4 separate regions of the Homo sapiens genome follow, and regions 1, 2 and 4 are each linked to region 3. The links are chromatin contacts, found by Hi-C or POLR2A ChIA-PET in ENCODE. All regions are on one chromosome and are shown on one strand. The core of a region is the stretch at or near the end of the contact, and the rest is flanking DNA. Distances in the headings are between cores, read along the strand shown. Region 1 holds the start of PANK4 (pantothenate kinase 4 (inactive)). Region 2 holds the start of MORN1 (MORN repeat containing 1). Region 3 holds the start of DFFB (DNA fragmentation factor subunit beta). Region 4 holds the start of PEX10 (peroxisomal biogenesis factor 10).

Evidence for each region. A loop is a pair of places that touch in the nucleus more often than their neighbours do. ChIA-PET counts read pairs that join two places held with the same protein, here RNA polymerase II (POLR2A). Pooled maps may share reads with other maps.
Region 1: a loop to region 3 is called in a pooled map, with 15 times the contacts of the local background. The contact joins the promoter of PANK4 here to the promoter of DFFB in region 3. A Hi-C loop is called at or near these places in 2 of 37 single-sample maps with no recorded cell type and 8 of 50 pooled maps. POLR2A ChIA-PET finds 5 or more read pairs at or near these places in 1 of 52 experiments (A549).
Region 2: a pooled map shows a loop between it and region 3 (11-fold over the local background). The contact joins the promoter of MORN1 here to the promoter of DFFB in region 3. A Hi-C loop is called at or near these places in 4 of 50 pooled maps.
Region 4: a map of sigmoid colon shows a loop between it and region 3 (7-fold over the local background). The contact joins the promoter of PEX10 here to the promoter of DFFB in region 3. A Hi-C loop is called at or near these places in 1 of 168 maps with a recorded cell type or tissue (sigmoid colon), 1 of 37 single-sample maps with no recorded cell type and 9 of 50 pooled maps. POLR2A ChIA-PET finds 5 or more read pairs at or near these places in 1 of 52 experiments (PC-3).

The regions. Positions count from the first base shown.
Region 1 is chr1:2,524,917-2,528,479 of GRCh38, forward strand. PANK4 (pantothenate kinase 4 (inactive)) reads right to left here and starts at 1,680. Exons shown (of 19, transcript NM_018216.4): 1 at 1,548-1,680. The coding sequence starts at 1,671. RefSeq lists enhancers at 1,707-2,427, 3,149-3,563.
Region 2 is chr1:2,390,080-2,393,288 of GRCh38, forward strand. MORN1 (MORN repeat containing 1) reads right to left here and starts at 1,475. Exons shown (of 14, transcript NM_024848.3): 1 at 1,379-1,475. The coding sequence starts at 1,454. RER1 (retention in endoplasmic reticulum sorting receptor 1) reads left to right here and starts at 1,762. Exons shown (of 7, transcript NM_007033.5): 1 at 1,762-1,879. RefSeq lists silencers at 1,048-1,177, 1,338-1,407, 1,538-1,647, 1,748-2,047 and enhancers at 1,471-1,765, 1,634-2,506.
Region 3 is chr1:3,855,871-3,859,474 of GRCh38, forward strand. It overlaps DFFB (DNA fragmentation factor subunit beta), which reads left to right and starts at 1,606. Exons shown (of 7, transcript NM_004402.4): 1 at 1,606-1,847; 2 at 2,848-2,974. The coding sequence starts at 1,734. CEP104 (centrosomal protein 104) reads right to left here and starts at 1,341. Exons shown (of 22, transcript NM_014704.4): 1 at 1,019-1,341. RefSeq lists silencers at 1,008-1,507, 2,438-2,487 and an enhancer at 1,648-1,827.
Region 4 is chr1:2,410,988-2,414,511 of GRCh38, forward strand. PEX10 (peroxisomal biogenesis factor 10) reads right to left here and starts at 1,577. Exons shown (of 6, transcript NM_002617.4): 1 at 1,404-1,577. The coding sequence starts at 1,515. RefSeq lists enhancers at 224-804, 805-1,385, 1,386-1,966, 1,967-2,546 and silencers at 1,163-1,542, 1,703-2,302.

The DNA.
Region 1 (3,563 bases), core at 430-2,929, 1.3 Mb before region 3:
GGGCTGCAAGCTCAGCACCTGCAGCCCAATAACCAGTCAGTCCCAAGTCCTATCAGCGGTCCCTAAAGATGCTACTCACACGTTCTCATACCTGGCACCAGGCCACACCCCCTAAGAAGCATTGCCTCCCATAAGCTCACTGAAAGGTGGGAGCCAGGACCTATAGCTACTTCCATTCTCATCGCCCCCCACTTCCCTAGAGGACACCCTTCCCTGGCTGGACATCTCAGAGAGATGATGACACCAACAACCCCGAGGACACCACAGCAGCAAACATGTCAGATGCACCAGGAGCACACAGCTCAGAGGGAATGGCCTGGGTCTCTCTGAGTCCCAGCTTTTCCAGGGAGGTGGGAAGCAGTCAGCGGCAGGCCCATTCATCCCAGTATTTACTGGGCGGCAAAGACAGGTTGGGCATCCTTTTCGGGGGCTGGGGCTACAAGACACACCGCTGCTCTTGTGGGATTCACACACAAGCAGACTCAGCCTACGACCGAGATGAGTGCTAAGAGGGAGAGGTATGTGAAGCCGCAGCGGCTATTCAAGGGGGGTTTCTCCAGGTGAAGCTGCCCCCAGGAAGCCCTCATGCCTGAAACATGGGCAGAGTAGGAGAGCAGGGAGTGGCTGGTTCAAATCCTGGTTCTGCCACTTTCTAGCCCGATGACCCTGGGCAAATTAGTTCACCTTTCTGGGGCTTGGTATCCTCATCTGCGAAAAGGGAGTAATTCGCGTTCCTCCCCTAGAGGTGGCTGGGAGGTGTCCGGGAGTCAGGAGCGTGGGAAAAAGGTCTAGAACAGAGCCTGGCCCGCCGTCATTACTGAGAGCACAGCCATCAGGCAGGAGGGTCTGCAGCGGACCCTGGAGAGGCCAGGGCAGAAGTGCAGGCCGCCTTAAAGGCCACGGAAGGCACGGGTGGCTTTTAAACCAGAGGCACGAGTTCCCAGGTCCCACGTCCACGGCCGCCTGAACTCACGCCCGGCGTCCACTCTCCAGAGAGCGGGGCCTGTGCACGGACTGTCCGGCCCGCGGGCCACAGCTGGCCACGCCGCGGGAACGCGCGGCCTTTTCGGGGCCACTCTGCCAAGGGCTTCCCGCCGAGCTCGTCCTCGTCTCGACCAGAACTAAGGACCCCAAATCTCAGGCCAGCCACCAGCCAAGCGGCGGAGCCGGGGCGCCCAGATGCCGATGTGGCCGAAGACATAAAATTCCGCCGACCCTCCCACCTCGCGGCGGGTAACGCTGGACCCCGGCCCCCAGCCACCCAGGACGGCCGCGCGAACTACCAGGCCCGGCAGGCCCCGCTCTGGTCCCTGCGGCGCCTGCCGGTAGCTGTAGTCCGGCCGTCGCCCCGAGCCCGCGCATCAGCGACCCTGCGGACTACAAGGCCCGTGAGGCTGTGCGCGGGCCCGCGGACTACAAGGCCCGTGAGGCTGTGCGCGAGGCCCGCGCCCCCGCCCTTCGTCCTTCCCGCCGCCCCCGCTCGCCGGCCCACCGCCGGCGCCCCGCCCGCCCCCGCAGCCCGCGCCCGGCGCCCGGCCTGCGGCTACCTATGTCGATGGCGAAGCGCTTGGCGTTCTCCAGGTTGCGGAAGATCTCGTCGGGGGGCAGCGTGATGCTCTTGTCCAGACTGTCCCCGCTGCTCCCGCTGCCGCTCGCTCCACACTCCGCCATTTTGAAAGTGCCCGGCCAGCTCATCAGCCATGGAGATATATGCGCATATATTTGACTGCCAAACGCCCCCTCGCATAGATTATGTTAATGAGGCGCCGGCCCCGCCCCTTCCCTCCCCCACCCCCGGCCTCTGAGGTCTCGGCCGCTACAGGGCGAGCTAGGGCCAGTGCTGGGCAGGGGTCCGAGAGGCCCGGGGCTGCGGGCGGGCGGGCGGTTATCCTCCAGAGATCGCGCATCAGCACAGAACATCTGGACTGATGTTCTTTTACCGCGCTGTCCACAGGCTTAACTCAAGTGCTCTGAGCCCTGCTGAGGGAGGCCGCAGAGGCCGCCCACCTGCTTCTAAGGGGGCACGTGGGTCTGCAGACTGTCAGAGAGCCCTGCCCTTCAGCGAGTGCCTGCTGTAAGCTTGGCCCTGCACGCCAGGGCGAATGTGATGCGCTCTTTGCTAGGGTGACTCAATCCTGGCTTCCCAGGGGCGTGGGACTTTCAATGTTAAAAGTCCCATGCAAACCAGAGGAGTGGGGAACCCTGCCCCACCTGGGAGGAGCCCCAGCCTGGCATGCACCTGCGGGTAGGGAAGATGTGTGCTGTAATGGCGATCCGTGGAAAGTGCTGTGGTCGGGGGAAGCCAGGCAGGCTGCCTGTGGGCAAGACAGGTGCCTGGGAGGCTGCAGGAACAAGCCTTGGAAGCAGCTGGAGCCAGGACAGGGGTATAGGTGGGGCAGGCCAGGGTTCCAGGGTGAGTGGCTGGGAAGCCCTGCTGGCATGAAGAGATGCGTCTTCTCCAGAGGCTCTGGGCGCCTTGGGAAAAAGCCCAGTGTTGGAAGCAGACAGATCAGCCCCTCCCGGGTAACCCGGGGTCATTACTGCATGTCTCTGGCCCTCAGCCTCTGTCTGCACGTGGAGAATGCCACCAGCTGCCTGGCAGGGCTCCTGGGAGCACAGGCCTGTGGGGCGGCACAAACTCCAGGGATAATGCATCTGTGTGCGCAGGGCAAGCCTTCAGGGAGGAGGCATCCTTGCCTGTGTCTTCCAAGGGGGTGGGTGTGTGGCTCTGGAGGGGGAGCCTGCCCCAGGGAGGCCTGGGTGGAAGAGTGGAGCACACCCCAGGCGGCTTAGACCTCTGGCAGCTCAGACCCCTGGCAGCATGGTGTGCCATGGGCCAGGCTGGCAGGAGGTGCCCTCCATGAGGGGCGCCCACCTGTGTGCCCACTGAACATGCGGGAAACATGCAGGTGAATGGGGGCCTTCCCTGTCCTCTGCCCACCATACCCCGGGGCTCGGTAGGGACCACTGGCAGGCACTGGGTTGGTCTGGTGGGGGGACCCTGTCTAGACTGCCTGTGGAGTAGCCAGAAAGGGGCTGAAGGCTGAGCGGAGCGAGAGGGGCTGAGCAGGAAGGAGCAGGCAGGGCAGGCCCACACACGGGGCTACCATTCAGCGGGGGTGGGAATGCGGCCCACTCCGGCCCAATCCTTGCTGGATGGATTTTGCCCCTTGGGAGCTGGTCCCTGGGAGCCACAGGCCTCAGTTCTTGCAGACTCAGCCAACACCCTGTGGCCTGCCTAAAAATACATGCCCTTTCTGAGGCAAGGGATGGCCCCGTGCAGGCTCCTGCCAGGACTGCCAGATCCTGCCTTGGCACGGTGGCCAGCGGGCAGGTGTCCCCGGAGCCCATGCCAGGACTGGCGCTGCAGGCCGTGGGAGTGTGCAGCAGCAACTCGGGGCAAATGTTTTCTCCTGTTTGGCCCAGGGCCAAGCCCCTTTGGCTGTAGCAACAGATCTACTGCGGGCTGTGGCCCTGGGTCGCCTCTCAGTGGACACAGCCTAAGGTCCTGCGCTGTCACCTTGCCCCACCCCTACCTTCCGGAAGCTAGTGAAAGGCCTGGG
Region 2 (3,209 bases), core at 225-2,724, 1.5 Mb before region 3:
CCCTTGAGGGCCTTCAAGGGGTTGGTACACGTCACCTTCAGCAGACCAGAGGCGACCTGTGGGGCTCATGAGCTCTCCTGTCGACTGTTGGGCCATTCATTTGCTCATTTGTTTATGTGACAAGGATGAGGACCTACTTGGTGCAGAGAAGACAGGCCCAGTAAGAGGAGGGCTGGCTTGAAACAACTGCAGGTCCTTGAGAGACCAGAGGTGCTCGGGAGGTGGTGAGGAGCAGGTTGGGAGCCTTGTTGCAGGAGATGAGTGAGCCAGGGGAAGGCAGAGCGGCAGTGTCAGTGAGGCACACAGGGGAGGAGCAGACTCTCCCATCCCCTGCCGTGGCCCTTCAGTGGCCTCCTATCGCTGGGGAGAAAATCCACACTCATACCCAAGGATGGCCTGGCCGGCTTCATCTCCTCCTAGTTGCTGGGTGTGCCACCCGCCAACTCCTGCAGTTCCAGGAATGGGCAGGGCTCCCTCCCTACCAGCTCCTCAGGCACATTTTGTGGGCAGGGTTTATGGGAAAATGTCGGGGAGGAGGGCAGGGGGTTACTACAGGCTACTGTATCTGTCCCAAATCAGGGTCAGGTTCTACCTGAAGATAGTAGTGTTAGCTCTGAGTTCATTCCAGACCCGTTTATTTGATTCTAGAAACAGTTCCTATCAAAACCTGCTCTTTTTTTTTTTTTTGAGACTGAGTCTTGCTCTGTCGCCCAGGCTGGGGTGCAGCGGCGCGATCTCGGCTCTCTGCAACCTCCGCTTCCTGGGTTCAAGCGATTCTCCTGCCTCAGCCTCCCGAGTAGCTGGAACTACAGGAGGCACCACCCCGGGCCAATTTTTGTATTTTTTAGTAGAGACCGGGTTTCGCCATGTTGGCCACACTGGTCTCGAACTCCTGACCTCAGGTGATCCACCCGCCTCGGCCTCCCAAAGTGCTGGAAGTACAGGCAAAAACTGCTTTTGAAACGCGTCCTAGCGTTTCTGGACAGCACCGGCCAGGAAGTCAGGAGGCTTGGTGCTGCTCCTGCGCCTGCCCTCGCCCCAAGTCCTGGGCTTCGGGATCCCCATGGCAACCCCAGGTCCCGCTGGCTGTGAGGCTGCGGCCGGAACCCGGTCTTCCCGGCTAGGAGCCCGCGGGGGGCGACCCCCTGCAGGGCTTGGCCTGCTGCGGGAGGAGGGCTCGGGGAAGGGTGCGAGCCGAGCCCGAGGCGCACGGCGAGTCCTGTGGGAGTGGGGGACGCGGGGGCGGCCCTGGCTCCGCCGCGGCACCTGGACCTCTACTTTCCGAGGTGAGCATTTGGGGGTCGAGGGCGTAGAGCGATCGCACCCTGAATGGAGCCCAGGGCAGCCAGCGACCTGTCCCGTGGCCCGCAGTCGTTACCGTTCCGGGGCGGCCGCCTAGGCGGGTCCCGACGCGGCCCGCGGGAGCTCGGGGTGCCCTCGCCCGCCGCTGCCATCTTGCCGCCGAGGGTTCTCTTAGCGACCAGCAACGCCCGCTTCCATTGGTCTTTGTCGCAAGGGGGGGTGTGGCCACGGGCCTAGTCCCTGAGCCCGCGCAATCTCTGGAGCGAAGCTAGCCGGGCCCGGAGCCAGAGGACGCAGCTGCGCCTGTGCGCGTTTCCGCCGCTGTCGTCTCTTCCGCCGGGAGGCCCGCCCGCCAACGGCCTGCGCGTCTGCGCCGGAAGCGGAAATGGTTGGAGCCCTTGGCCCCGCCCTCGCGCCATCTTGGGGGCCCTGGAGGCGGCGCCGCGGAGGACGGAGCGGAAGTGCTCGCTGCAGCTTCCCGGAGCCGGAGCGCAGCGCCTGCGGCCGCCCGTGCCCCGCCGTCCTCCTTCCCGCGGCCGTGAGGGAGACCGCGGCTCGGCCGTAGCGGAGCTGCGAGGTGCCAGGAAGGGCTGCGTGGCGCGGGAACGGCCGGGCAGCGCCGCCTCCGCTTCTTCCGGGCTGTCAAGGCCGCGGGCGGGCGGGGCCGCGCTGAGGGCCGGGCGGGGAGGGCCGTCGGGGCCCGGGTGGCCGCGGGGACCGTGTTCCCGACCCGCGGCCCTGAGGGGTACGGGTCGCGCCTCGGGGTCGGGCCCGGGACGGGGTGCTGGGGGGTGCGGCGGAGCCCTGGGGCCTGCGAGGGTCGGGGGAGCGGGAGAGGGGCCGGGCGGGGGCTGCAGCCCTCGAGCCACCCGGGCCGCATCTCGTCCGCATCCCCTGCTTGGCATCTGGGGGAAGCGGGCAGTCGCGGCCCCCACAGCGCTGCGAGTTGGGCTGTATTCCAGAGTAATGTGCCCTGTCCCCATCCTGCGTCCAGGTCAGCGCTTATCTGTAGGATTTAGTGTTAAGCTCTGGGGTGAAGGCGTTACTGACGGGCTGAAGGGAAACTAGTTACATCGGTTTTGATCGTATTCTAAATAGGCAATAAAATCATAAATTCTCCAGGCTGACTTAGTACTGGTCTGTGGCCCCACTGATAAAGGTATCGTTCGTTTCTCTGCCAGGTGTCTCACAGCACAGAGGGCTGCTTTCAGCCTAAGTACCTTCAGTGGGCTTTTGCCCTTTTCCCTTTATGAAGAGTAGAGACTGGCCGCTAGTCCTGGAAGCACTTTATTTTTAGTTGAGTTGACATTTCCCAGGAAGATGCAGTTATCCCCGTAAGTGGATAAAGGGTTCTCAGTAATTCAGACTCTCACATGGCTTCTGCCGTATGCCTGAGGTGACGGCGACGGCGGTAACAGTGTGTCAGAGCCAGGTGGAGATATAAGATGGTCAGGCCCAGAGGAGCGGGGAGCCCAGGCTGGAATGTGGCCTTGGGAAGGAGGAAGAGACGGGGTCTGGGAGGGCATTTCAGAGGACTGAACAACACCAGAGGCGTGAAGCTTGGTGCACGGCAGCCGGGGGCTTTCTTAGTCCCGGAGGAATTGGGGATGGGGACGTGAAGAGAAAGGTGGGAGCCAGACTGTCAATGCTCCCGGACGCCAGGCAGAGGACTTCATCCTTTCCACGTGCAGAGTGATGGACCACAGATGTGGATGAATGTGACGGGCCTGGAACAAGGCACATAGAGAGTCTTACACTTTCTGGCACGTCCTCATGGTCTCTGCTTGGACTGGTTTTATCTCCCTTTCTGTTTTGTTTGTGACCAGGCATAAAGCAGTCACCTTCAACAGGTAATTGATGGGCTGTCTACTATGTAATGGACTTCCAGGTGGCAGGGCCCAGCCCCG
Region 3 (3,604 bases), core at 356-2,855:
CACCAGAGGCATGAGGGATCCCTGTTGTCCCAGGGGCAGCCATCGACATCCCGACAAATGCCAGAGTACATCTCTCCCCAGGCAGCGATGACTCCATGGCGGTCTCATCCCTCACTACACTTTTCCTAGTGCTGGCATGGTAAAAGGCAATTAACTATAAATTAAACGGAAACTCAGTGTAGCAACTTCCATTTTGTTACAAGACTAGGAAACAAAACTTGTCTCTGATTTTCTTTTTAAGAAGACTTTTAAGTGTGACTGCGCGCGGTGGCTCATGCCTGTAATCCCAGCACTTCGGGAGGCCGAGGAGGGCGTATTACTTGAGGTCAGGAGTTCGAGACCAGCCTGGCCAACATGGTGAAACCCCGTCTCTACTAAAAATAAAAAAATTAGTCGGGCTACTCGGGAGGCTGAGGCAGGAGAATCGCTTGAACCCGGGAGGCGGAGGCTGCAGTGAGCTGAGATCGTGCCATTGCACTCCAGCCTGGGCGACAGAGCGAGACCGTCTCAAAGGCTTATGGGTTTCTGATCAAGTCATCTTAGCGACTGAAAGGGCTTCAGAGAAATCTGAACTTAAGTGCAAACAAAACAAAACAAACTCCAAAACAAAAAACAACCAACCATCAGACTTTAATCTCTATAGGGACAGAGCAATTTTCCTCAAACTTTTGCTCAGCAGAACACATCTGAAACTGGCCCCCTATGTGCTACGCATCCAGAAGAGGAAAAGCCGGATCTGAAAACAATATTCCACGCTAAATGGGCCGTCCCGGCCGGGGCAGGCGGTCCCAGCACCCGTGCTGAGCTCCCCGGCATACGGCACGACGGGGCCGCGCCGGCTCTTCGGCGACAGCAAGGCCGGCATCTAACTCCACACCGTCCGCGCTTGCACCGCGCACCCAGGCTTCGTACCCAGCTCCCAGGTGGGGACCGCGCCCCCGCGGCGCCCGCGCCCCGCGCCCCGCGCCCCGCTCCCCACTCCGGCCCTGGGCCGGCGCCGCAGCGGCCCGGAAGGTACCTGCTTAGAGGGAAGGGCCCCGACTGGCGCTGCCGCGGCCCCGGTGGAGAGGGCGGCTGGGTCGGAGCGGTGCCGCGGCCCGGGGAGGCGGCCAGGCGGCGCCTCAGCACCCGGACCCCAGGGGCGTGCGGGACCCGGCTCTCGTGGACTTCCTCGGCAGCCGCCGCTTCCTCAGACGGAACTCGGGGGGCGCCCCTTCCGCCGCCCCAGGCCGCCTTGCACCCCAAGCTGCTGCGGCAGTGACAGGGAAGAAGCAGACCCGGCCACCTCTGCCCATAGCCCCGGCCGCAGCCTCCACTCTCATGACAACCAAGCCCAGCCCTGGGCCAGGGCCTCTGCGCGTGCGCGACCCCGCCCCACCCCAGGCCGCGCCTGCGCACAAGGGGAGGGCTCCGCTACTCTGGCCCTCAGGGTTGTGTAGTTTCCGGGGCCACGGCACCTGGGCACACCAGGTGGCGTCGCGCCTTTGCTTTCCTGAGCCTTCTGAGTAAGGTAATGTGGTGTCCGTGGGGCGACGCCTGCGCACAAGACCGCGTCGGGCCTCACTTTTCCCAGGCCTTCTGGGTAATGTAGTTTCCGGGATCGGCACCCGGCCTGTGCCAGCTTGCAGAGCTCACCAGGTGCAGACCCCTGCGGCCAGGGCGAGGACGGATCTGAGCAGCTGGGCAGCAGGTGCCACCGCCTGTGGGACCCAGAGGGCTTGAGGACATCTGCAATGCTCCAGAAGCCCAAGAGCGTGAAGCTGCGGGCCCTGCGCAGCCCGAGGAAGTTCGGCGTGGCTGGCCGGAGCTGCCAGGAGGTGCTGCGCAAGGGCTGTCTCCGCTTCCAGGTGCCCGCTGGGCTAGGCGGGGACGGCCCGTCGGGGAGGCGTGTGGGGAGAATAGGAGGTGCCGCTTTTCCTCTTCCAAAACGGAGGGTGCAGGCGGCGCCCGGGGCGGGTAGTTTTCGTTCGCCTCAGCCGCTAGGACCCCGGGCCCCCGCAGCCTGGGGTTCCTGAGCGTGGCTTCAGAACGCAGGGGGGTTGGGGGACGACCTGGATCACCCCTTCCCTCTTCCCACCTCTCGGGCAGGACAGCCCTGCATCAGAGCTAGGAGACCCGGGTAGAGTGCCAGGTACTGGCACGCGGGGTCACGGCTGCTCTGCCTGTCCGGCCTCAGCTTCCCCTTGAGTAACATGAAAGGCTTGGCTAGGTGGGCTCTGCAGGCCCCTTCCAGCCCTCGCAGCTGGGGATTGCAATCGTCACCTTATTCTAGGTTGGTTTTCTTTTTAGACCAGTACTAGGGTTACCAGGTGTGCATTGCCGGGGTCGGTGCGGGTGGGGTGGGAGTAGCCATAAAATGCCTAAAACTGACCAGTGCAGAGTAACAGGGAACCGGACTCCAACAAATTAACAGTGCCACGTGCCGGTCACACTTGTGCACAGAGGCAACCAACCGTTCTCCTTCGTGTGCCAGCACCGCTCTGGCGGCTGTGTGCTGGGGATGGTGGTGTTCAGCTCCTGGCAGCAGGGAGGCGGCGCTGTCAAAGACAGGCTCTATTTGAAGCGCCCTCAGGAGCTCATTTAAAAAGGGTGAATCCTGCAGAGCCAGCAGTCACCCCCTGATGTATGTTTTTCCTGACTCTTCGTATTTTAGAACGGCCCGCAGTCAGGCGCCCTTGCTCCCGCTCCCTCATCCTTGCCTGGGCGTTGGAGCGACTGTGGCATACAGGCGGCAGCCTGAGCCTGCTTCTTTAAGCACAGCTCATTCCGGTCGTTTGTGAGGCCTGCAGATGCAAAGCCCTCGTCTTGAGACCCTTCCTCCTCCTGTTGCTTCTCCCGTCCCTGCAGCTCCCTGAGCGCGGTTCCCGGCTGTGCCTGTACGAGGATGGCACGGAGCTGACGGAAGATTACTTCCCCAGTGTTCCCGACAACGCCGAGCTGGTGCTGCTCACCTTGGGCCAGGCCTGGCAGGGCTGTGAGTGGCAAGGACTTTGGAGGTGGGCGGGAAGCTGGCACTCTCCGAGGTCCTGGGGGCTTAGCTCCAGGTGCCCATCAGGGTGGGGAAGAGTCCCCCTTACTGTGAACTCTCGGGTCTCAAGGAGGAAGCCCTCTGGAGGCAGAACTGGTCAGCGTCGCTTAGGTGGCAGAGTCCTCAGTCCTCTCGTTCATGAACCCAGCTGTTCAATTGGTCGTCTTTTTCTTCAAAAAATCTTTTAATTTTATTTGCGTTCATTTGAGGTGTCCTAGCAATTCCCAAGAGCAGAGGGAGGGCTTTGGGGTTGGGGCCTGCACAGTTTCATGGGGAAGGTGGAGCCAGGAAGAGATGCTGTTCTGTTCTGCTGGGCTGAGCACCCTTCTGGAAGGACGAGGTGGTGGTTCGTGGGATGCTCTCACATTGTTCTCGGTTGGTGTTTGCTAAGATGCTGTCCTCAGGGCTCAAGTTTGGGGGCAATTGCTTTGAGAGGTGGTTCTTTCGGGGCATCTGTATTGAAGCCTCAGGACACAAAGTCCTGCCTTTCAGAACCAGCCGAATGCCAAGGTCTGCGCTTGTTTGACTCCCGTAAAAGAGAGCTTTTGGCCACTGGGGCAGGAGATGCCATCATGT
Region 4 (3,524 bases), core at 327-2,826, 1.4 Mb before region 3:
CATGTCACTCTCCTGTTCAGAATCCACCAATGGCTGCCCACCTGACACCCATGGGCCTCCCGGCACGGAGCCTGGCTGTCCTCTGATATTTACCCATGCTCTTCCTGTCCCATGGCACTGTTCCTTTGGCCACGACACCCCCACCACTGGGCTCTAGTGCCACTGCTCCCTGAAACGTTCTGCTGGGAGTTCATGCCTTTAACGACTGCCTGCCCCACCCCCCAAAGACTTGATGGCTTTGCCTTTTTTTTTTTTTTTTTTTTTTTGAGATGGAGTCTCACTCTGTTGCCCAGACTGGAGTGCAGTGGCACGATCTTGGCTTACTGCAACCTCCGCCTCCCGGGTTCAAGTGATTCTGTCTCAGCCTCCCAAGTAGCTGGGATTACACGCACGCGCCACCACGCCCTGCTGATTTTTGTATTTTTAGTAGAGACGGGGTTTCACCATGTTGTGTAGACTGGTCTCGAACTCCTGACCTCAAGTGATCCACCCGCCTCGGCCTCCCAAAGTGCTGGGATTACAGGCGTGAGCCACCACACCCGGCATCTTTTTTTTTTCGTTTTTTAATCGGTGATGGGGTCTGGCCCCGTCGCCCAGGCTGGAGTGCAGCGGCACAATCATGGCTCACTGCAGCCTCATCCCTCGGGCTCAGGCGATTCTCTTGCCTCAGCCTCCTGAAGAGCTGGGATTACAGACGCCGCCACCACGTCCGGCTAATTTTCAGATTTTTTGTAGAGACGGGGTCTTGCCATGTTGCCCAGGCTGGTTTCAAACTCCTGGGCTCAAGCGATCCTCCCGCCTCTGCCTCCCAAACTGCTGGGATGACAGGTGCTGCTTCATTGAGTACACTGGCTTCTGTACTCAGCTCCCGGCCTGGTGAGGCAGGCAGGGCCTGGCTGAGCCTACACTGGGGTCAGCAGGGCGAGGGGCCTGGGCTGCTGCTCAGGCCTAGGAAAGGCCGGGGTCAGTGTGAACCGGACCGAGGTATGAGGCGTTCGCGCCGCGGGCGCTCTGACCCCTCTGCTCACAGGGGAGGATCGGAGGGAGGCTTGAAGCACTTGCCAAGGCCTCACACCTGGAGGGGACAGAGTCTTCCCCAGCCGCTGGCGTCAGCTGGACCTGCCCTGAGCTGGGGACGGGAAGGGCTTGGGCGGGAACTGGAGGCCCACGCAGGTCCCCCGCGGTGTCTGCGGCCTGTGCCTCTGGGGCCACCTGGCCAGGGAGGGCAGGAGGTGCCCCGCACATCCCTGAATGGCCGCAGGGCAGGCGAAGGAGACTGCCGGGTCCCAGGTTGTGGGACGGGCCCAGGCGACCGTGACCACACACGGCAGACACCCCGCCTCCATGAGGGGCAACACCCCCTGGGCCGCTCGCGAGGACGTCCGGCCGCGCCCGGCCCTCACCCGCCAGGCTGTGCAGGGCGCCGCCCGCCGCGCTCCGCAGCCCACCGCGGTAGTACTCGTCCTTCTGCGCCGCGCGGATCACCTCCGGGGGGCTGGCGGCGGCCGGGGCCATGGCCGCGGGTTCGGGTGGTCCCGAGCAGCCACGCCGGCCACGCCCACGCCCAGACGGGCGAGAACTGATGACGGCACGACGTGGCTCTGCGTGCGGCGCAGACCTCTGCGTCAAGGTGCTGGGGCGGGGCCGGACTGGGGCTGGAGGCGGGGCCAGGGCCCGGGCGGAAGCGGGGCTGGAGTCCGAACCAGCGCAGCGCGGGGCGGGGCAGCGGGAAGGTAGTCGGAGGCGCAGGGCGGAGCGGAGCGGGGCGGGGCCCGCGAGCCGAGGTGGGGGCGGGGCACGCGCGAGGGGCGCTGGCGAGGCAGCGGGATGGGCTCGCGGCCGCGTGGTTGCTGCGACCTCGGGGTCCTACGCTGCCAGGGGCCCCTGCTCTGCTCCCTGCACGTCCACGGGCCGCCCTCCCACTGGGGACAGCGCTGCGGAGTGGAGACGCTGCAGGCCCATTTACGGCTGGGGAGACGGAGGCTTTCGCTTGGGTCTTCGGGAAGCCGAGCTCCCAGCGCCGGCCGCGGCGGTCCCGCCCTCGCGCCCTTTGAGCTGCGCGGGCTCTCAGCGCGGGTTGGCCAGTTCCGGGGAGCCGGTCGGTTTGGGGGCCAGAGGGGCACGAGGCGAGACCCGGGACCTTCCAGGCCCCGAGCAGCCGCCTTCCCCAGTAATCCTGCGCGAAAAGCACACGGCCGGCTTGGTGTGGACGCCCCCCTGGTGCCCACGGGAGGCAGGGCCTGGCGGGTGGGGGGCAGCCGGGAAGCCGCCGCGTGGTTCCAGGACGGGCGGAAGGTGGCCTTCCACCCTCCACCCTCCACCCTGCCTGGCCTGAGCCCCGCAGGTGCTCTGGGGAACCACATCGCAGGCGCTCCGATCCCTCTGCTCCCAGGGGACGAGCGGAGGGAGGCCTGAAGCACTTGCCAAGGCCGCACACCTGGAGGGGACAGAACCTTCCCCAGCCGCTGGCCACAGCTGGACCTGCCCTGAGCTGGGGGTGGGAAGGGCTGGGGCGGGAACTGGAGGCCCACGCAGGTCGCCTGCGGTGTCTGCGGCCTGTGCCTCTGGGGCCGCCTGGCCAGGGAGGGCAGGAGATGCCTGGTACATACCTGAATGGCTGCAGGGCAGGTGAAGGAGAAGGCCCTGTTTTTTGGCCCCAAGGGCAGCACTTGGCCCTGGAGAGTCCTGCAGGATTGCAGGAGGAAGGCAGGGCACGACAAGGGGGCGTCTGCGCCCCGCTGACCTCAGTGGGGAGGGCCTCCAGTTCCTTGCCTCACCTCTGGTTCCATCTACAGGAGCTCAGCTGTGGGATCATCCCCAGACTGGCACAGCCCAGTCACAAAGCCAGAGCCCCACACTGCAGGAATGGCCCCTCTTACAGGGAAGGGGCATGGCCTGGGTGGCCCCGCCCCGCAGGCCCTCTGGCTACCAAACCTCCCAGCGCCCCCGCGCCCCTTTGGAGTTCTGACCCCGCGGGTGCACCCGTGTCTCCTGGACACAGAGGCTGCCCTCTGATTGGGTTGAGCACCTTGGGCTGAACCCCTCATCCGTGGACCAGGCAACCCGGCATCGCCCACGTGGAGCCGCTGAGGTGATCATGTGTTCTGGTCAATGCTTAGATAACAGTTTGAGATGCCGCTCTGGCCCCTGGGTTCATGGCTCCACGTCTGATTCTGAGGAGGAGGCTTCGGCTCCTTTGGATTCACACTGGGTTCTATGATGGGCCCCTGACGGGAGGGCCTGCTCTAGGAGGCATCCCCCACCGCTGTCCTGGCTCAGGACTGCTTTCCCCACTCTTCTCATCTGCACCCTGGGCGACAAATCCCAGCCTCACAGTGGGAGGGGCCTGGGCAGGACCTGAAACAAAGTGTCCCAGTGTCTGCTGTTCCTGGGCAGGTGGGGCTTGGGGGTCCCCCACGGTTCAAGCCTTGGCTCTAGGCCTTGGCTGGGCCTTGTAATGGCACCCGCGACCCTCAGTTGCCTCACTCATTGGGGCTTCGAAGGCCTCTGGTGCCCCGAGGGTC